2 separate regions of the Mus musculus genome follow, and region 1 is linked to region 2. The links are chromatin loops, found by intact Hi-C in ENCODE. Cell type or tissue: left cerebral cortex. All regions are shown on one strand. Each heading gives the region's core, and the rest is flanking DNA. Links, peaks and the distances in the headings are about the cores only.

Region 1 (11,073 bases), core at 5,501-8,000, 120 kb before region 2:
CGTGTAAGCCCCCAGTTCTCCTCGGCAAAGGAGCCAGCAGGTTGTCCTAGCCCTTACCTGAACTCTTCACTCACCAACCCATCTATGTTTTGATTTTTTTGTTTTTTTGTTCTTTTCGGCCCCCACCACCAGGTCTGCCAACTCCAATTTCCAACTGTATAAGCATGGAGGCCCTGGGTACTGGGAGAGACCGCACCTCCCAGGCCTCAGCCACTGAAAGCCTGGACTTGCGACGGTTGTCCACGCGCGCCGACTCTGCCTACAGCTCTTTCTCCACGGCGTCTGGTGATCCTGAGACGCGCACTCCGTCCCCTGGCACCGAGCGCCTCCCTTACCTAGACTGGGACTACGTGCGAGTGGTTTGGGGCAGCCAATCTCCTACCTCGAAGGACGCTGTCCTTTCAACGACTCAGCGACCTGTGCAGGCAGTCGCTGGGCACAGTGACCCACGGTCCCCAGAGGTCCAGGGAAGCCCGGGACCACTAAACAGACAAGACACCCCACTGCTGTACGCGCTGGCCGCGGAGGCTGAAGCTACAGCTCACACCGCAGAGCCGCCCAGCCCGCCAGCCTCGCGGGACGCCTACCGCCAGCGGTTGCAGGGTGCACAGCGACGAGTGCTGCGGGAGACGTCCTTCCAGCGAAAGGAGTTTCGCATGAGCCTGCCGGGCCGCCTGCGTCCCGCAGTCCCCACGCGACTTCCCACGGCGCACGTGCGCTCCGCCTCCAGCAGCCAGGAGCTGGGAGAAGAGGAGCCGGCGCGCACCGCTGTCCCAGCGCTAGCTGCTGCTGGCCGGGGGCGTCTCTCCAGCCAGCAGCGGCAGTGCTGCTTCTCTGAGCCAGGCAAATTACATCGCGTAGGTTGGAGCGGTGGGCCCACTGGTGAGGACTTGAGAAAAGATTATTCCACGCAGGAGTTGCAGCGTGGGATGCACGCAAAGTCCAAAGGGCTGCTGGAGACTCAGTCCCTAAGCTCAACGGAGCTGAATTCCGGGCCAGCGGATCTTGGCAATGCCCATAGACCTGCGGGTCGGAGTCAGAGTGTTTCAGGCGAGGTCATGGGTCCCTGCAAGGGTTCAGAAAGGACTGTGGCCACTGTCCAGGTATGGAAGATAAAGGACGTCGACTGGTGGGGGAGGGCGGCATCTGGGAGACTGTTTCAGACCACTGTTTCCCTGTTCTAGGCTGTTCCTCAAAGAGCAGACATCCGCAGACCACTGCTTCACACCAAGCTTTCCAGGTGAGAGATAAGGGACACTCTTGGAGTCAACTTTCACGGGTCTTGATTTAAAAAGGAATCACAGGTCCCATATCCATTACTTTTCCTATTGTTGAGAACAATTTTTTTTCTTTTGAAGATTTATTTATTTATTTTATGTGTATGCATACACTATAGCTATCTTCAGACTCACCAGAAGAGGGCACTTGGATCCCATTACAGATGGTTGTGAGCCACTATGTGGTTGCTGGGATTTGAACTCAGGACCTCTGGAAGAGCAGTCAGTACTCTAAACCTCTGAGCCATCTCTCCAGCCCCGTGAACAAATTCTTAAGAATGGAGACTTGAAGAAGAAATATTTATTTTGGCTCGCGGTTGAAGAGAGTGGAGTCCATCCCGGCAGGAAGGCATGGATTCAGGGCGTGTGAGGCTTCTGGTTACCCTCCATCAGGAAACGGACTCCTGCTGGGGCTCAGTGCCCTTTCCACTTCTGTTCAGTCCTCAAACTTCAGTCCATGGGATGACTCTGCCCACATTCAGTCAGATTACAATCTCAGACATTCTCCTCACACATATACATCTTCCCTCCCCAGTGGCACCTCTCTGGAAACCCCCTCAGAGTCAGTCAGAGGTGTGTCTCCTAGGTAATTCCAAATCCATTCAAGTTGGCAAAGATCTAATCATTACAGGACAGTCTACGTGCCTCAGTCTGAGACTTCCGACAGTCTTGTGCAAACTGCATGCTCTGCTGTTTGTCTGGGGCCGTGGGAAGGGCCTCTTTCCTGGTCACTGTAGGCTCCCTGCCTCTAGGTCTTTGACTCAGAAGGAGGTCACAGGAGTGTGTCCTGGAGAGGCCCTCCAGACCAAACCGGCTGGCTGTGGTCGGAGAATCTCTGAGACCTCGGTGTCTACTCCGGGCCCCTCCCTCCCTGAAGATGACGTGTTCCTGAGAGAAGCCAAAACACCGTCACCTCAAGATTCCCAAGGGCTCCCCACCAGGTGAATCCCTTCCTGTGTCCAAACACAGAGAGACACTCTCCTAACACATATACATCTAAAAAATGCCAAAGGGCTGGGAACTCTCTCAGGTAATGCCCAGGTGTTGGGGGATGGCGGCAAGCAGCCAGACCTTGAGCTCTTGTCTGCACCAGAGCCTTTTCTGATTCAGTATCCCGTCTACTTCCAGCACCTCCTACCGGCAGTATGAAAACGACTTAAGCAAAAAAGCTGGTCAGATTGCAGTTTCAGCAGAGAGACCCCTCCATGAGACTCCAGGGATCACGGGTACAGAGGACTGTGGGCAAGCGGTGAACGGCTCTGTGGATCTCTCCAGACCCACAAGCATTCCAGAGACTACAAATGACGACATCCCAACCTTTGACACTAATGGGACCACTGACCCCTCTGCAGCTACAGAGAAAAAACCCCTCAAGCCTCCCCCAGTCGATGTCTTGAGACCTTCAGACTCTGAGACTCCAGGGTCCCCTCACCACACTTCCCTGACTTGGGGCCAGTTTGATTCCAAGACTACTTGGCCTAGTCGGCATTTTGAGGCGCTGGTTCAAGAGCTGGCCAGACTGGATCCCTCTTTGAGCCGTACTCTTGCCGCCCAGCCCGGTCCAGAGCCACCGCAGGGCCTGCTGGATGGGCTTTTTCCTGTCGAAGAGATCCGAAGTGCGATGAGGCCAGCCCTTGAGGAGATGGGAGAGAAGGCTGCTGGCGCATCGGAGGAAGGGTGAGCATTAAGGACTCCTGATTCTGAGTATCTGCAGTCTAAGGCAGAAAGATTCAGAGAACTTTGGCTTTGTCCTCAGGTCTTGTGGACACCACCTCACGCAGGACCTGCAGACTTCCCAAGAGGCATCAAGGTCTGAAAACTCTACCCCCGACCCTGACCAATCAAGTGGCCAGGAATTCCCAGAAGGAAACAGCACCCAGGCCAAGAAAGTGAGTGGGGGAAGGGGTGGGGTGGGTAGGGGGATGGAAGCTGGGTGGGGCCGCGGCTTAGTGTCTGGTTGGAGAAATCCAGACTTGGCCCAGTTTTTGAATACTTAGGCCCTCCCGGTAGGTGGAACTAGCCCGCCTCCTCCAAAAGATGCTGCAGGATCTTCACGCTGAGCAGGAGCGACTGCGGGGGACCGCCGCAGACTGGACCCAACGCAACGGAGCTCTAGAGGCTGCTGTGAGCCAGGCCTGTACACCCCGGGAGCTGGAACGGTTCCGCCGGTTCATGACTGATCTAGAGCGTGTGCTTGGTCTGCTGCTGCTGCTAGGCAGTCGCCTGGTCCGTGTAAACCTCGCCTTGGCTAGGGCGGGCTCAAACAGCGACCCTGATGAGAGGGTAAAATAGGTTGAGGTTGGGGGAAGAGCAGGGTTTGGAGGGGCCTTCCTTCTACCGCCCGGATCATCCGGGAAGCAACGGTGTTCACTGCGCCCTCTCCCGGTGGTTCCAGGCCTCTCTGCTGCAGCGACTCCAACTTCTGCAGCGACAGCAAGAAGAAGCTAAGGAGCTGAAGGAGCACGTGGCTCGGCGGGAGCAAACCCTGCGTCAGGTGTTGGAGCGGGAGCTGCCCGCAGAGCATCTGCGCTCCTATTGTGTGCTGCTGGCCTCCAAGGCCAGGATCCTGTCACAGCAGCGCAGCCTGGACGATCGAATCCGGTTCCTTAAGGACCAACTGGACACTATCTGGAGCGACCTCAGCCATCATCCCCTTTCTCCCAGACTGACCTGGGCCCCAGCAATCCGTCCTCTAAACAAACAACCTTTTCTTGCTACCCTTATCTAGTTACATGTAGCGGAGGTGGGAACATTGTCCCAGGCTCACCCACAACTGGGGCGATGCTTTATAGAGAGCTTTCCCTTGAGGGAGTAGGGAGGAGTCAGACCAGGCCTTCCTAGGACACATCTTCCCACGGTGTTCTCCTGTGACCTTATTCAAGTTTGTAATTCTTTGGGAATTTGTGGGTCGTAAAAACTGCAGTATTCAAAGCCTGGCCTGGTGGTGTAGCTGTACTCCCCGCTATATGGGAAGCTGAAGATTTCAAGTGTAAGGTCTATCCGGGCTACAAAGGGAACTCAAAGCCAGCCTGGACAACTTAGGAGACTCTCCCTCAAAATAAGACGTAAAAAGAGGGCTGCAGGGTTTCGGGTTAGGTATACAGGGTTGGGGGAGGTCTGCCTCCACAAAAGACAGAAAAAAGAAGTCTGCAGGGGTGGGAGTTGGGGATACAGGGTTGGGGGTGTGTGTGTGTGTGAAGAGATGGACCAGCAGTTAAGATCACGTGCTGTTCTGCCAGAGGACCTGGGTTTTATTTCACGCATCTATGGTATATGGCCCACACCCGTCTGTAACTCCAGTTCCAGGGAATCTGACACTCTCTGGTTTGCACACAGGTAATGCACAGACATACATGCAGGCACAACACCCCTAAATAAACAAATAAATATAAAAGTAACTTAAAGAGAGGGCTACAGATAGAGCTGTAGAGTGCTTGCTTGCCATGTGTGAGAGTCTGGGTTCAAGCCCTCATAGAGCGACCACAAAAACAAAGCACAAGCCGGGCGTAGTGGTGCACGCCTTTAATCCCAGCACTTGGGAGGCAGAGGCAGGCAGATCTCTGAGTTCAAGGCCAGCCTGGTCTACAGAGTGAGTTCCAGGACAGCCAGGGCTACACAGAAAAACCCTGTCTCATAAAACAAAACAAAAACAAACAAACAAACAAAAACAACAACAACAAAAACAAAAAAACCAAAGAACAAAACCAAAAAAAAAAAAAAAAAAAAAAGCATGAGGAAGGATTATAAACCCTGCACACTCCCGTGTGATGGCGAGTCCCTCTGTCAGAGTTGGTGGGAGGCAGGAGGGTCAAGAGAGAAGAAGCTTAAGGTATAAACAAGCATTGCATTTTATATTCTAATAAACTCTCTAAGAGGAGCATGCATTGCCTGCAGCCGACAAGGGAAACTAACACTCTCTCTCTCTCTCTCTCTCTCTCTCTCTCTCTCTCTCTCTCTGTGTGTGTGTGTGTGTGTGTGTGTGTGTGTGAGATTGACAAACTCCAGCAACAGTCCAGGCTGACCAAAATGGAAGAGAGACTTGGTAAAGTGTCAGTCTGGCTCAGCAATGTCTGAAGAGACTGGAGAACCAGGTTTGAAAGCAGGAGGGGCTGAGGGGCATTCCACTGACCCCCACCCCCACCCCAGCAATTGCTAACTGCCCTGGTAACTGGATCACCACACAAAAGCATTTGCTATAGAAGTCTGATAACCTGAGTTCAAACCCCAGATTCCACAGAAGAACCAACTCCCAGAAGTTGTCTTTCTTTCTTTTTCTTTTTTTGTAATTTATTTATTCTTTTATGTATGAGTACACTGCTGCTGTCCTCAGACACACCAGAAGAGGGCATCAGATCCCATTACAGATTACAGATGGTTGTGAGCCACCATGTGGTTGCTGGGAATTGAACACAGAACCTTTGAAAGAGCAGTCCATGCTCTTAACCGCTGAGCCATCTCTCAAGCCCCAGAAATTGTCTTTTGACCCAACACAAATGCTGTGGCAGTCACACACCCATACACAAACACATGGTTTTGTCTGACCCTTACCAACTAACTATGCCTCCAAAATAAATATAGAAAGAAAGAAAGAAAGAAAGAAAGAAAGAAAGAAAGAAAGAAAGAAAGAAAGTCTGCTGAAGTTAGAGTCTGTCATCATAGCATTTGCCAGGCTGTGTGGAAGGTTTTTCTTGAGAACCATGAGTTACAGATGAAGATGAGGCCTGAAGTCCCAGAAAGGCAGCTAGGGCTTGTACTGTATTTAGAGAAGACTGATCCTGGGGTGGTATGTGATGGTCCAAAACACAGGACAAAACCGGCTCCATTTGTTCAGCCCTATGTACAGACAACCAGCTTTGCAAATTAACATGAGACCCGAGTCAGTATATCAGTTGCAAACAGCAGGGATAAGAATATTTTCTCTCAAAGGCTCAGGGTATTTTTGGAAGTTGGGCACATTAAAGGGCGCGTGTATGTGTATTTAAAGCCAATGGGCCTCAGAGCGAAAAAAATCTCTGCTTCTGGGCTTGTTTTCTGATGTGTATTGTCACTAAGTGCAAATGGCTGAGAACTGTAAATGGCCCTATTCATACTAAAGGCATCAGTTGCAACAGTCGGGCTATTGAGCACAGAACAATGTTCTCATTGTGATATTTTATAAAACGCATATGGGGCTCCTGCTGAGGCCATTGCAGGTCTAACGTTATGCTTTCCTTGTGTCGCCTTGAACCCTGTGGGCAGGGTCCGGGCACTAAGGTCTCTTGGAGGAGCCTTCTGCGTGGAAGCTGCTGATCTCTGCCTGTTGCCCTACGCAATTCCCATTTGAAACATCATGCTTCTGTTATGATATTCTTAGAAACACACCTAACACTGTCCACTCAGCCAATGGAAAGTGTGTATTTCAAAGCATTTCTGGCTTATGGGTGGGTATAGGGACGACTGCCATCTTTAGGCTAGAACAAACCTTGGTTCTGCGCCAGATTTTTCGAAGGGGAAATAACGAGATTTCCGTGCTCAACCCTGACAGTTTTTGAGTCACAGTTCCAGAGCTGGTCCTTGGGTCCAGCCTGATCTTGTCTCGTTCTTGCCTCAGTTTTTATCCTGTCCAATCGGTGGTTTCTTTTGAGGGCACTCAAGAATTCACAGCAGAGCATCGCAGACTTCAAGACTTTTGGGGGGTACTTGGAACCTGATGCGTTCGTTGGCCCTGCGATACACCGCCAGCAGATGGCACTGTTCCCTTATCATGGAAGCTTCCACCCACACCGTGGCCACCGGCAGCCTAGGGAGCTCGCACAAGCTCCAGTCTAGATACCAGGACTTGGCCTGGCTCTGATGGGCAATGTCCCTGTTGGGCTTGAAGGCTGGAACTGAGCCTTTTGCTTCTGTCAGAAAGAAATTCTGGCTAGCTAAGAAGGAAAAGGCTAGCTTGCCTTTCACTGCCAACAGGCCTGCGTTGGAAAATTGTTGACTAAATGAGATGTGCCGAGGAGAGAAGCTGGGGATGTGGGCCCAGAGCATCCGTTCAAGAACGTATCTGTCCGCTGCCTCCGCAGTTTGAGCAGTGATTCGGTGTCGCTCTCTCCCTCGGCTGCTGGAGGCGGCGCTCTGGGCCTTGCTGGATGTTTGGCTTTGGCTGCTGTTGCTGGGCAACAGGCATCACCGCGGCCTCCCTCCCGCTCATCCCGCCCCCGCTCTTCCACCTCCTCCTAAGAATTTAATTGGTGTACTTTTTACTTTAATACTGTAAATTGGAAATGGAATGGGGAAGCTATGTTCTTCGGCACCCCAAGCTGTCGAGAACATTCTGCTCGTTACAAAACGTTCCTCAGTCAGTAACTAGCGGAAACTCTGGGTCCTCACAGATACTGATGGAGGCACTGGCCATTCAGATGGCAGAGGCTCCCAGGGAAGGTTAGGGCAAATGCTCTGTACCCAGAAGAGGTGAATGGTGGGATAAAGAAGGACTACACTTTCTGTGAAGAAATCCTCTCAAGATTCCTGGTGTTACTGTCACAACTCAGCCACCACGCTTAGGGGGCTACTGTCTGTTATCTTTGGTATTTAAATCACTCAGCTTTTCCACCAAGAGAATTTGGTTCCCCACCCCCTCCCGGGGGGGGGGAGAGGAATGGATAAAGATTTCTTCTTTCTCTTCCCCCTCCCCCTCTATGCTTTCTCTTCTTTTCCTGTATCCCCCTCTTCCACTTCCCCTCCACCTTGGATCCTCTTTCAACTCCTCCTCCTCCTCCTCCTCCTCCTCCTCTTTTAGATTAATTTATGTTCACTATTTTCTTGCATGCGTGTCTGTGTGCCACATGCGTGCTTGATGGTGCCTTTGGAGATCAAAAGAAGGAGGAACAGGAGTCCCTGACTTTGGAGCGGGAACCCCTGACTCTGCAGCAGGAGCCCCTGACTCTGGAGTGGGAACCCCTGACTCTGGAGCGGGAACCCCTGACTCTGGAGTGGGAACCCCTGACTCTGCAGCAGGAGCCCCTGACTCTGGAGCAGGAACCCCTGACTCTGGAGCAGGAACCCCTGACTCTGGAGTTACAGATAGTTGTGAAGGGCCACGTAGATACTGGGAACAGAACCCAGGTCCTCTGCCAGAGCAAGCAGGGATCTTAACCACTGAGCCACCTCTCCAGCCCCTGAGAGCATCTTTACAAAGATTGGCAGGTGCTTTCAGCTCACTTGGTGGCAGTTTAGATGGAGAAGGTAAGGATAGTAGAGGGATGTGAGCTAAGAAAGACGGTATTCACTTGGGAGGCAGAATCAGGAGGATATGTGTGAGTTCAGGGCCAGTGTGGTCTACAGAGTGAGTTCCAGAACAGCCAGGGCTACATAAACAAACCCTGTCTTGAACCACCACCCCACCCCACCCCCACCCCCCAAAAGGGAAGGAACAAAGAGACATAGCTCAGTGATTGAAGATACCAGATGCCAATCCTGACAACAACCCGGTTTTATCTCTGGGACCTGTACAGCAGAAGGAAAGAGCTAACTCCTGGAAGTCATTCTCTGGCCTCCACACATGTGCCATCTCTCTCTCTCTCTCTCTCTCTCTCTCTCTCTCTCCCTCCCTCTCTCTCTTTCTCTCTCTCTCTCTCTCTCTCTCTCTCACACACACACACACACACACACATGCCCATACACATGCACATAACATAAAAAAATTAATAAAATATTGAAAGAGTGATATTGTTGGTTCTAAAGAGGATGGCTATTATTTTGAGACAAGACCTCAAGTACCCCAGGCTAGCCTTGAACTCTGTATATCAATATTCAGGATGACATTGAGTCCCTAGTCTTCTGTCTCACCTTATGGGGTCACAGGAATGTACCCCTATACCCACCTGATGATTTTAATTTATTTTTTTTGAGAAAGGGTCTTACTATTTAGCCCTGGCTCGCCTAGAACTTATCAATGTAGACCAGGCTAACCTGGAACTCACAAGAAATACTCCTGCCTCTACTTTCTGAGTGCTGGGATTAAAGGCAGGCACTATTATGTCTGCCTTAGATTTAAATATGTATATATGTACATGTCTATTTAAATACTATTTAAATATATGTATGGAAGGAGGAGAGAGAGAGAGAAAGAGAGAGAGAGAGAGAGAGAGAGAGAGAGAGAGAGAGAGAGAGAGAAGACCAGGGGAGGACATAGCTGAAGTAGCAAGGTTAGAACAAGAGTGAGAAACTAGGGGAGGGAAGCCCATGAGCTGGAGAAGTTTAGGGTAAGAGGCAGGGTGAGAAGGTCCAGGATGCTAGCACTGACTCTGTAACAGGTTCTTGTAATACTGAGGGAGCGTGGAGGCCATCATATATGTTAGTATGACAATGGGCACTACAGATAGCCACTTGACCTTTCTACCAGTGATAAGGAGGCGGACTCCTTTGGTAGTTCCTGAGAAATGCTGGCTTTTGTCTAATTGACAGAATTTGACAATGAGACCCTGTCTCAAAAGGAACAAAAAATATTATTTTATGTATATGGGTGTTTTGCCTGCATGTATGTGCCTGCAGAATCCAGTAGAGGGTGTCGGATCCCCTGGAACTGGAGTCACAGATGGAATGGGACCGGAAGCTGCCATGTCAGTGCTGGGAATAGAACCTAGATCATCTGGAGAAGCAGTCAGTGCTCTTACCTGCTGAGCCACTGCTCCAGCCCTGTTGATCCTATTTTAATTGCTACCATACAAAAGTGGGTTAACTCCCCTTTACATTTTTCCTAATAGAATGAAGTATGTTTGTTTGCAAACACAAATGTGGGTTTTTTTTTTTTGGGTTTGGTTTGGTTTGTTTTTGTTTGTTTGTTTGTTTGTTTTGTTTTGTTTTTTTAAAAGAATGATGTAAAGCAAATCCTGGAAACAACTCAGCACCCCCAACCCCTGCCCATAGGTTGCAGATCTCCGAGAGTCCTAACTATTCACTTGGTGTCGCTCCTTCTCCCGCAGTCTGCAGGATGGGAACTGCCAGTCTTTCATCCCACAGAGGACAGAGATGGAGTGTGGAGAATAGCCCAGAGTCACTGTTTTCGTGTCTGGTCCTGTGATTAAAAACAAAGTAAGGGAGTGAGGCTTTAATCAGAATGGCAGTTCCAGGGTGCAGTCCATCTGGGCAGAGAATGCAAGGCCGCTGGTGGTTGGAGCAGCTGGTCACACCGTGTCCAGACAGGAAGCAGAGAGAGATGAATGTGAGCTTGTCTCTACTCAGCTTCCTCTCTCTGTTTTACACAGTCCAGGATTCCCTGCCCAGGGTGTGGTCCCACCCAAGATCAAGTCATATAATCAAGGTAATTTTCAGAAGCCCATCTCTCTAGATGCTACCAGATTCAGGTCGCCAACACTAACCCTCACAGTCAATGAATGGGTTTAGGGATGATGCTATGCCTCTCTGCCACTTACTAGATGTGAACCTGGACACGTTTCTTCTGACTATTGCAGCCTTTTAACTTCCTGACTTAAAATCGAGACATTAATGGGCCAGCGACATGGTTCAGGACTTAGAAGCTTGGTGAGCAAGCGTGATGACCAGAGTTCAGTCCCAAAAACCAATATTGATGCCAGATGGGCATGGTGGCCCACCTGTGATTCTAGCCTCCGAAGACAGAGACCGGAGATCCTTAGAGCAAGCTGGCTAGGGAGACTTAGCTATATCCACGAATCCTAGGTTGACTGAGAGACCCTGCCTCACTGCAGAAGGTGGAAGAGCGGTTGGGAATTATCTCAGCCGTCAACCTGAAGCTTCAACATGCATTTGCACCCATCCACGTGCACCCTCCACTATGTGCGTCTGC
Region 2 (11,073 bases), core at 3,624-6,123:
TTTCTTTTTGTGACAGTCTTTTAAAAAATATTTTTATTTTATGTGTATTTTTAAAAAGATTTATTTATTTATTTTTATGTATGTTAGTACACCGTAGCTGTACAGATGGTTGTAAACTTTCATGTTGTTGTTGGGAATTGAAATTTTAGGACTTCTGCTCATTCCGGTCAACTCCGATGATCAGCCCTGCTTGCTCCAGTCAACCCTGCTCACTCCAGTCAATTCGCTTGCTCAGTCCCTGTTTGCTCCGGCCCAAAGATTTATTTATTATTATACATGGTACACTGTAACTGTCTTCTGACACACCAGAAGAGGGCATCAGACCTCATTTTGGGTGGTTGTGAGCCACCATGTGGTTGCTGAGATTTGAACTCAGGACCTTCAGAAGAGCAGTTAGTGCTCTTAACCGGCTGAGCCATCTCGCCAGCCCGTCCTTTATGTGTATGAATGTTTTGCCTGCATGTATGTAAGTGCACCACATGTATGCAGTGCCCACAAAGGACAGAAGAGGGCATCAGATCTCCTGGAATTGGAGTTACAGACAATTGTGATGAGTTATGTGGGTTCTGGGAACCAAACCCAAGTCTGCTGGAAGAAAAGTCAACACTCTGTAACTGCAGAGGCATCTCTCCAGCCTCTTTGCTTGTTTGTTTGTTTGTTTGTTTGTTTGTGACAGGCTTTCTCTGTATACCCTTGGCTGTTTGGTTGGCCTCGAACTCACAGATCCTCCTGCCTTTACCTCCCAAGTGCTGGTATTAAACACGCGTACCACCAAGCACTCCAGTCTCTAATAGTGCCAGTCTTTGAAGTAGTTTTGCTAGTTAATTTTTTTTTTGTTTTGTTTTCAAGACAGGTATCTCTGTGTAGCCCTGGCTGCCCTAGAACTCACTGTGTAGACCAAGCTGGCCTCAAACTCAGAAATCCACCTGCCTCTGCCTGTGAATGCTGGGATTAAAGGCATACACCACCATCACCACTACTGGGCAAGTTAAGTTTGGTAGCACTTTGACTGAACACTTATCGAGTAGGAGGTGCTTTTGCTGTGTGCTTTATGGGAATGATTGCTTATTGCTTAGTCTACCCTGGAGTCCATGGTGATTTGGGAGAGTGAGACATAGTTTAAATGCCATCTCTAAGGTCATAGAATTGCCAAGTGGTAGGACGAGTGAGTGAACCTAGGCTCTCTGTCTGAATTAGTTGGAATCTATACTGTTTCACTTCTGTTGAAAAGAAAAGCAAAATTAAATAACATTTTCACTTTCTAGTAATTGTTTTAGATTTTTCTTCTAGAGAAGAAACATTTTACCAGGTATAATGGCTTATACCTTTAATATAAGTATTTAGGAGGTAGAGGCAGGTGGACCTCTGAGTTTGAAGCCAGTCTTGTCCACATAGGAGTTTTAGGCCAGTCAGAGCTATCTTGCCCAGGATGGCCTCAAACTTGTAATCCTCCTGCCTCAGTCTCCTATATACTAGGATTACAAAAAATGAACCTCTGTCCTGTTTTAGCATGTGTTAAGATGTTTGTTTTTGTTTTTAGACACAGTCTCACACATAGCTCTGGCTGGCCTGGAACTTGATAGTAGGTGAAGCAGGTTCACAGAGATGCACTGGCTTCTGCCTCCTGAGCGCTGGGATTCAAGGCATGTGCCATCAGGCCCAGATCTTAGTGTCGTGAAAAGTTCCTGTGGTGTTGGCCTCTTTTGATGTTAATGGCTGTGGATTTGCCTCATATCTTCAGTGGCTGCTTAGTAACTTAGCTCTCCCAGAGTAGAGTGACAGCCTTGTACCAGGTCTTCCTGCTACTCACCCTTTCAAACGGTATTGCGCTGATTCTCCCTGCAACACCTGATGCGTGTGTGCAAGTCACTCTGTAGTTTGGAGTCCCAAACATAATTCTCTAAGGAGGGTTGAGTCATCAGCAGGGTGTTGTTGTTGTTGTTGTTAGGGTTTTTTTTTTTTTTTTTATCTAAATACCTTTTTTTCTTTTATTAGATATTTTCTTTATTTACATTTCAAATGTTATCCCCTTTCCTAGTTTCCCCTCCAAAAATCCTCTATCCCCTTCCCTGCTCCCCAGTCCACCCACTCCCGATTCCTGGCCCAGGCATTCCCCTACACTGGGGCATAGAACCTTCACAGGAGCAAGGGCCTCTTCTCCCATTGCTGACCGAGTAGGCCATCCTCTGCTACATATGCAGCTGGAGCCATGAGTCCCACCATGTGTTTTCTTTGATTGGTGATTTAGTCCCAGGGAGCTCTGGGGTACTGGTTAGGTCATATTGTTGCTCCTCCTAGGGGGCTGCAGACCCCTTCAGCTCCTTGGTACTTTCCTCTAGCTGGCTGTGAGCATCCACTTCTGTATTTGTCTGGCACTGGCAGAGCGTGGTTTTTTTGTTTTTTTGTGATGTAATCTTTTTTTCCCCAATAGAGAAGGTCTTGCTGTGTTGCTGAGGCGGCCTGGGTCACCTGAGTTGACATGCCCTCCTGCTTTAGGCTCTTAAGTAGACACTACTATGTTCAGTTTCATAGATAGTTACAATCTTTAAATTATAGTATTTTGGAGTGAAGTACAGAATTTTATGCTGTGATTATGTTATAATGTTAGTACTTTATAGATACTTTGGTTATAGTGTGAATTATAAAAGAAGTATACAATGGCCAAAATAACCTGTGGTTAATAGATATAATCAGTGGCTTTGACTGTGATGAAACCACGCATTTTAAATGTTCTGGATATTTAATGAGTTAAGCTGCTCTCTGGGCTGAGGATAGCTCAGGTGGTACCGTGCTTACTTAACATAAAGCCCTTGCTCAATTCCCTGTACTGCATAAGATAGGCCTGGTGGTAGTCAAGAGGTAGAGGTAGGAGACCAAAGTTTAAGGGTTGCCTGGGCTATAGCACACCCTGTCTAAACAAACAAAGTGACATAAGGGCATTGCGTTAACATTGTTTCTTTTCTTTGTTAAAGGTTCTGTCGGTGCGACTAATATGAACGAGCACAGCTCCCGATCCCACGCCATCTTTACAATTACTATAGAGTGCAGTGAGAAAGGCGTGGACGGGAACATGCACGTCAGGATGGGCAAGCTCCACCTTGTGGATCTGGCTGTAAGTACCAGATGCTACTTAAGTTCTTCTCTGGGGTCCAATGGCCTGTTAATAAAAATTAACTCAGAGGTTACATGTATAGTTACATGAAATTTCAAAGTGCTTATTATTATGGGATATCTAAAAGTATCATTATGTCACACACCATCAACATCTGTCAATCCCTCGCCAGGCTTTTTTTGTCTATTCTTACTCACTTCTTCCCTCTTTATTTTGAAGTGAATTTCAGATGTCATATGAGATATTTTAAATTACTTAAAAAAAAACAGAGCTGGGCGGTGGTGGCACACACGCCTTTAATCCAGGAACTTGGGAGGCAGAGGCAGGTGGATTTCTGAGTTCCAGGCCAGCCTGGCCTTCAAAGTGAGTTCCAGGACAGCCAGGGCTATACAGAGATAATTTTAAAAAATTAGCCCCCCGCCTTTTTTTTTAATCTGTTTATTGTTAGGGGTCAGAAAGACAAGCAAAAACTGGAGCCACAGGACAGCGCCTCAAGGAAGCTACCAAAATCAACCTTTCATTGTCTACCCTGGGCAACGTTATTTCTGCCTTGGTGGATGGAAAAAGCACTCACGTGCCGTATCGGAACTCCAAACTGACCCGTCTCCTGCAGGACTCCTTAGGAGGGAACTCAAAAACCATGATGGTAAGATGGCAGGGCGGCTAGTTCACAGAGGCAGACAAAGATCCTAACTAATGCCCGTCACTGGCGTGAGTCGCACCTCACAGACCAGTCCCTCTTCCTGTGTAATACACTGTGTAAGTAATGTGTCACGCTTGTATCATTTCCACACCTTTATGACTGACGCCATTTTCAAGAAGGCCTATTCGCATGTGTGCTTCAAGTGTGTTTGGTAACGGCGGTGTTAGAACTGTAGACTGATTTACATTTCTAATTCAACAGTGTGCAAATATTGGGCCAGCAGATTATAATTATGATGAAACTATCAGCACCTTGCGGTATGCCAACCGCGCCAAGAACATTAAAAACAAAGCGAGAATCAATGAGGACCCAAAGGATGCTCTGCTCCGCCAGTTTCAGAAAGAAATCGAAGAGCTGAAGAAAAAGCTTGAGGAAGGTAACTTCTCACAGAGATCACTGTCAGCTGGGGACCACAGCACTTGCTTCCTGTCAAGCAGTAGCCTCTGACATTGATATTTAAGGTATCGCTCTGTGTGTTGGACATGTGTGAGTGCAAGCACCCACAGGCCACAGTGCATTTGGGTCAGAGGATACCTGTGGGAGCCGGTTCTCTCTTGGCACTCTGATTCTAGGTCTCAAGTTGATGTCAGGCTTGCATGGCAAATATACTGCCTGCTGAGCCATTTGTTGGCCCCTAACATTGATATTTAAAAGTAATATTTCCGAGGAATATGTATTTTCTAAGAAAATGTTTTCCAGGATGATGTCTCAAGTGATGGTGGTAAGGAGCTTCCTGGTCACTTCCGGACACTCCCACACCATCCACAAGAGCTGTGGCTGGTATTAGCTCCCTGTGTGAAGGGCCTGTAGACCAAGCCTTTAGAGTCTTGGGGAAATGCAGAGAGGCCAACCTGCTGCGAATGTGTCTGGGGAAAAGCCAGATGCTGAGAAAAAGCAGAGAGAACTGCCTTGCAGATAATGGAACTGGCCACCTGTAAATGGCCACTAGGTGGCATTTATAGCCAGTTTGTTTCTGAGATACTTCACGCCCCAGTTAGTGCTGAGCACATGCCTTTATTTTGATGATTCACTTATTTTTCATATCTTTATAGATAAAATGTACATGATAAAAGTTGACATTTGACTCTGCTAGGCACCCCACAAAAGGAAAAAAATTGTGCATTGTTTGTGCTTCTGTGTTGGGCTTGTTCACAGTGTAAGGGCTCAGGGCTCGTCTGTGCGGGGCCTTGTTAGAATTTCTCTCTAGCTTAGATCACTAGGATTCATCCCGCCTCCACACGGTTTTGTGTCTCTAGTCCTCTTTTCCGGTGTGAGTTGCTGCATCTCTTGGTTCGTGTGAATGGTGTGACTGCACATTGGATACACACAGAGTCAAGTCTGTGCAGATGGTGCCGTGCATGTATGTGCCCAGAGGCAGTCATGCGACCGACAGTCATGTTGTTTGTGACAGGCTTCACTTTATTGTGTCCTTCTGACCCCGTGCTCTTGTTTTTATGATCTAGTTAATAGAATGATCATAAACAATAAAATGTAGGCAAAAGCATTAAAATAATAATTTTATAAATGTATTTTAAAATTATTTGAGGCATGTCAAAGTTCATATAGTACAGATGGTTTCCATCTGCCCATGTGTGGCATCACTCACATCAGAGTCTTGTTATTGAGCCCAGAAAATGCTGAGTCAGAACCACTCACCAACCTGCGCGCTACTCAGACTTTGCCTGTTTTCCTCCAGTGAGGCCCTGTGTGAAATGGCAGCTTATGACTGTTCGTTCTCTTGATCTTTTTGATATAGAGTCTCACTCAGTAGCTCCCAAAGACTTGCGACTCTTTAAAAACATAAATGTCAGGGCTGGAGAGAAGGCTCAGCGGCCGCTCTCCTACAGGACCTGCTTTCTATTTTTAGTCCCTACACAGTGGCTTACAGCCATGTAAGCACCCATGTACATAAAATTCAAAACAAAGGTAGAAATCTTCAGCAGAAAACAGGAGAAAATGCTCCCCAAAATGATCACAATTTCATTTTTTAAATTTTTAAAAAAGTGTGTTTTTTTAAGTCTATTTACTTATTTTATATGTATGTGAGTACGCTGTTGCTGTCTTCAGACACACCAGAAGAGGGCATCAGATCTCATTACAGATGGTTGTGAGCCACCATGTGGTTGCTGGGAATTAAACTCAGGACCTCTGGAAGAGCAGCCAGTGCTCTTACCCACTGGGCCATCTCTCTAGCTCTTCAGATCACAATTGTAAAAAGCAAATGCTAGTTCATGATCCTTGTATGTGCTTAAAGCTATGCTCACAATGGATCAGATTTTTATTCTGTAAAAATAAAATTTTTAGGTAGGCATGAAGGTACACACCTTTAATCCCAGCACTCAGGAGACAGATGCAGGCAGAGTGCTGTGAGTCCCAGGCCAGACAGGACATAGTGAGATCCTGTCTCAAAATAAAATGTCCATGTACATAGTGTGTGTGGTTGCATGTGATCTGTACATGTGCACAGGCTTAGAGACAAGAGGACAGTGCAGGTGGTGTTCCTTTTGGGACCAGGGGAAGACGGGATCTCTCACTGGCCTGGACTTCACCAAGTGAATTGCTAGCTTGTTAGCAAACTCCAGGAATCCTGCAGTCTCCACCTGCCCTTTTAAACATCGGATACACTATCCAGAACATTTAAATGGATTTTCAGTTTGCATTTGGTGCAACAAAAACTTAATGAAGAGAACAGATAAAGGTGTTTTCTAAATAGCCAATAATGGCATGGTAACAGACTAAAAGTCATTGTTAAATTTCTCTCCAAGGGGAAGAAGTGTCAGGCTCTGACATCAGTGGGTCAGAGGAGGATGACGAGGAGGGTGAACTTGGAGAAGATGGAGAAAAAAAGAAAAAGAGAAGGGGTAAGTTTTGCTCATGCTCTAACCAGTTGGAACTGGCTAGAGCTGCCCCCTGATGATGCAGTGGCCACTTTTTATTTGCTGTTTTTAATTAAGGTAGTGGTTCCAACAGGGAGTGCATGCTACATGCAGTTAACCTTGTAAACTTGTTGTTTATCTTGCCACCTAGGATGCCATATCATCGCTTGTAAAATTTTAAGTTGTAAAACTCTGCGGTAGTAGACACAGCATTGGGCAGTTTTACATCTTTGTTAGTTACCTATTTGCTTTTGAGATTAGGACAATGTGGGATTTCTTTTCAAGGGATGTTAGTTGTTAAAAGCCATGTGCCCAGAGCTAAATTTGAATGAGGACTACAGGTTTTCCTCGAGTTCCTTTCTTTGTGAACCGTGGGTCATTCTTACCCTGTAAGCCTGTGGTGCTGAGGAGGCTGCAGACAGCACATAGAAAAGGATGTCCCTGCCTCATTTCACACTCAGACCTCTCCTCAGCTACTGCAGGCTGTGCACATTCATAGTTAACCAAATCGTTTCTTGTTGAAAACAGACCCCTTACTGCTTGATGGGGAAGCCTAAGTCGAAACTGAAGATTCTGTACAATCAGAACCTTCAGGGGAAAAGCACCGTTGTAGGGCAGGAGTTGGCAGACTGCAGCGTGCTGGGCAGATCCTTGTGGAACCTGCTTTTGTAAATAAAGTGTTTGAAAGCAGCCATGCTCATTTGTTTACTTGTGGTCTCTGGCTCTTTCACACTAAAGCATGTGGCCTGGCTGTTGGGCCTTTTGCAAAAACTGTCAGCTGTCCCTGACTTTCAGAGCTAGTTAGTTTTCTGACCTGAAAGCAGATAATAGACTTATTAAAAGTAAATTTTATGTAGAAAAACAGTGCCACTGTTTAATATGTTAGGATATTTTAAAGTAGGGGCTGGTGAGATGGCTCAGCGGTTAAGAGCACTGACTACTCTTAGCAACCCACATGGCAGCTCCCAACTGTCTGAAACTCCAGGTCCAGAGGATCTGACATCCTCAAATACCAGTGCACATTAAATAAATAGATAGATAGATAAAATATTTTTTTTTTAAAAAAGCTATCTTGCCGGGCGTGGTGGCGCACACCTTTAGTCCCAGCACTTGGGAGGCAGAGGCAGGCAGATTTCTGAGTTCGAGGCCAGCCTGGTCTACAGAGTGAGTTCCAGGACAGCCAGTGCTATACAGAGAAACCCTGTCTTGAAAAACAAACAAACAAACAAACAAAAAAGCTATCTTAAAGTACCACGTCCTGAGAAGCTTCACATTTTCCGGTGATCCTCGTCAGTTATACTCCAGAGCTTTAAACATAAGGAAGTAAAGCTGCTGTCTCGAGGGGAGGAGGGGAATTGGAGACAATGTTGTCTGTGATGAAGAACAGCTTATTTTTATAGTGTGAATTGTGTGACTTTGTGGTTTAAAGCAGTTTCTCCTCCTTAGCAGCTTAGATAGATTTGCCTGTCACCGAGTGACTTTCCTGTCATTTCAACCCTCTGAATAATTATGTTTTAGATGAGTAGTGGGGTTTGCCACTGCTGCAGATCTTTAAAGAAATGCATGGCTTTGTGGCGAGAGTTCAGTGGCGGGACTACCTAGTTTCAAGCTGGAGTGAGTCGCGCTTGAATGCAAAGCTTCAGTGTCCCCTGAGTCCTCCTGCAGAACTCAGGTTTTCTCTGTGTACTTGTTCAATCTTGTTCCTCTCTCTGGTTGCCGTGGGCTCGTTTCTTTGTCTTCCAGGCAGTAGCAGCAGCAGTAGCTCAGACTCCACATGTTCTGTCATAGAGAAGCCCCTGGATGAGTTCTTGCCTCGTGAGTGGCGGCCCTCACCTTCTCTAACAGAGCTCTGGCTTCTCCATCACTCATGGGCTTCATTTGGGAGATGCTGCCCCACTCCCTGTCATGACTGGTCCATGTTGGGCTCCCTGTAGAACAAGCATGTGATCCCCACCCTGCCATGGCGTCAGTGAACTGTGAAACATAGGCCAGAGCCTATGTTTGAGACAGTGGGAGAGAGATTCATGCTTTTGCCACTGAGATAATGTAAGAGAGCCAGTAAGCTGTGTGAAAGAATAATTCACAGGGTTCTTTCTTATGCCTCATACATTTTAAATTCTGGTCGGTGTAAGAGACACAAACAACAAATCTTGAATCTCTACAAGCACAAATTAAAGTTTGTTGGTGCAGCAGCACACACTGTAACAAGCCATACGTGCTCCAGATAAAGCGATGTGTGAAGCCCGAGGCGGAGAGAGAAGCCTGAGTGGTGCTTCATGCCAACCACATGCTTCCCTGCTACGGTACCAGGTCCTTTTTAAGACTCTGAGATGTGATTAGAAAACTCAGTCACAGAGTTCATAAACTCGGTCCAGACTTACTTCAGACTGAGATTTTATTATAAACCATTAAGTTGAAAAGCGCTATGTACCTTTGTCTATTTCTACTTTCAGAAGAAAATGGAAGCCATGCTTGCTTCCCCAGCTCGCTCGCAGCTTGCTGTCTCTTAAAGCATTATCTGTATCCTTACCTGCTCCAGACTAATGGCAGAGACCGTTGCTTTCAGCTGTACTAGGGAATAGTTCAAGAATCTCAAGACACTGTGTCTGTGACACTGTAGAAGCAAGTTACCAGAAGAGCTGACCTCCCCGGATAACTTATAAAATGCACGGCATTGTTCAGACATCACATAGAAGCACAGTTTTGTGTATAAACTGTGAAGTGAGAGAAGTACCTGAGCAGGCAGCAGCATTGTTCTCCAGTTTTCTGTTCTAAAACTTACATTCTTAGAGAGTAGCTACATGAAAGTGGGTTGTGAAATGAGTTGTACCTTATTCAATTCAAGACCTTTCTTTCCAATTCAAGAAGCTTTAATTGCTGTTTGCATAGTGAACACTTACTTTCTGTTGTTGTAACATGGATGTGTTGGGGAGTGGAGAGCATGTGGGTGCTGTGTTAACTGTGTGTATGCCCCCTCCCATTAAAAAATGCAAATGGCCGCTCAGTGTCCCTTGCTTGAATCATCAGTTGTCATTTTCTTCTCTAGTCGTTAAGTACCCAGAACAATCCACCATAGGCGGAATGGGAGTTTGCTACTATACAGGTGCACTTCATTTTATGTAACTAGAGCTGCTTACAAATCAAGTTGGAAAATAAAATATTATGAACTGAATGCCTTTAAAATTCATTAATCCTTTTGTTAGTCACATGATCAGTATAAACTACTGTAAATTAGTTTATCTATTTTGTTGCTTCAGGTCTACCTGGTAGATTTTCTTTAAATGGGGGACACCTGTAATGGGTTTTTATATAGGAAGAAAAAACATTGAATTGGGAAATTTTGGAAATGGACAATGAGAGCTTTGCTACTTTTAATTTACTAATTTTAAAAATTGACTTCGTTTGCCCTTCTAGCTATTTTCCAGGTCTTAGCAGGTTCCCAATTCCATGTCTGTCACCCATCAGCATAAGCACATGCTCTGAGCGGTACCACCTGCAGGGGGCGCTGTGGGCACCTGAGATTGCGCGGGAACCACAGGGTGAACTGAGGCTAGCATTCGTGCTTGTCTTACCGAACGAACATGCTTTCTTTTTTCTGTCGGCTCTGTTTCAGTTTTGATTATTTGATTCATGTCTGTGCTCGTGCTAAATGAGTGCTGTTACACGTTTTCTCTGTTTTACAAAGGAAATAATGTTTTCCTCTCTTCCCTCCCCATCTCTGTGCACACGCTTCCTGTCTGCGGCTCGCTTACCTTACCGCTGCTTTGCAAGACCAAGCAGGTTGGTGTGATTGGCTGGCACTTCACCTGGTGCGCTCACTCATTTTCTCAAGACCTTTTATTTAAGTACTTGACTTTTTTATTTTAATAATTTTTACAAGGTAAGTATCTGTCTTTTTAAAACAATTCCATTTTAGCTATTTTAAAAGCCTTCTCCCCTAAATCCTTAAAGACCTATTAAGTCAGTTTTTGAAAATGTACTTGTACCTGATTTGACAGCATTTTCCTCCTCTTTTGAAGGCCAAGAGTCAGTTTTTATTGCCTACACCATGGGTTCTTGTGACACATGTGACATTAGTCGGGTTGTCACTTCCTGCAGCTCTACCCATGCCCACCCCATCAGGTCACCTTCACTTCGGTGGCCCCTGGCAGACAGGGCACTGGAAGGCTCACTACTTCTCTTTGACTTAGCTAAATACTTTTTATACTCACAACATGCCTTTTTAGATTTATTTACTTAAACTTTTTGTGCTAAATTTTATCAGTGAAAACTAGAAAAGTTTCTGAGGTTGGGTTTTTCCAAACCTTCTGGAGGTTTTGTGGTCGATGTTTTGTTTTGTTTTTTAATTGATTTGGTTGGTGAAACTGCGTGTGGTCCCGGGA

The links. A loop is a pair of places that touch in the nucleus more often than their neighbours do. Peaks named below come from ENCODE experiments on the same cell type or tissue, not always from the same donor. Only the 100,000 strongest peaks of a DNase experiment are listed, where the experiment ranks them.
Region 1: it touches region 2 in a loop (6-fold over the local background); 11 of 42 quality-filtered maps call a loop at or near these places.

What each region holds. Positions count from the first base shown.
Region 1 is chr11:53,463,091-53,474,163 of GRCm38, forward strand. Shroom1 (shroom family member 1) reads left to right here. Exons shown (of 8, transcript NM_027917.3): 2 at 133-1,103; 3 at 1,185-1,240; 4 at 2,030-2,218; 5 at 2,406-2,954; 6 at 3,034-3,166; 7 at 3,288-3,560; 8 at 3,673-4,676. The coding sequence starts at 165. The coding sequence ends at 4,005. Among named protein-coding and RNA genes, the nearest start is that of Shroom1, 11 kb to the left of the region's middle. In left cerebral cortex, for the core only: CTCF peaks have their summits at 5,611 (motif pointing right) and 6,999 (motif pointing right); DNase peaks (open chromatin) are centred at 6,749, 7,041 and 7,348; H3K4me3 peaks cover 413 bases; H3K27ac peaks cover 2,493 bases.
Region 2 is chr11:53,580,255-53,591,327 of GRCm38, forward strand. Kif3a (kinesin family member 3A) reads left to right here. Exons shown (of 18, transcript NM_008443.4): 6 at 2,973-3,112; 7 at 3,561-3,758; 8 at 4,017-4,191; 9 at 6,581-6,676; 10 at 10,463-10,471. Among named protein-coding and RNA genes, the nearest start is that of Kif3a, 18 kb to the left of the region's middle. In left cerebral cortex, for the core only: CTCF peaks have their summits at 4,764 (motif pointing right) and 5,893 (motif pointing right); a DNase peak (open chromatin) is centred at 4,760.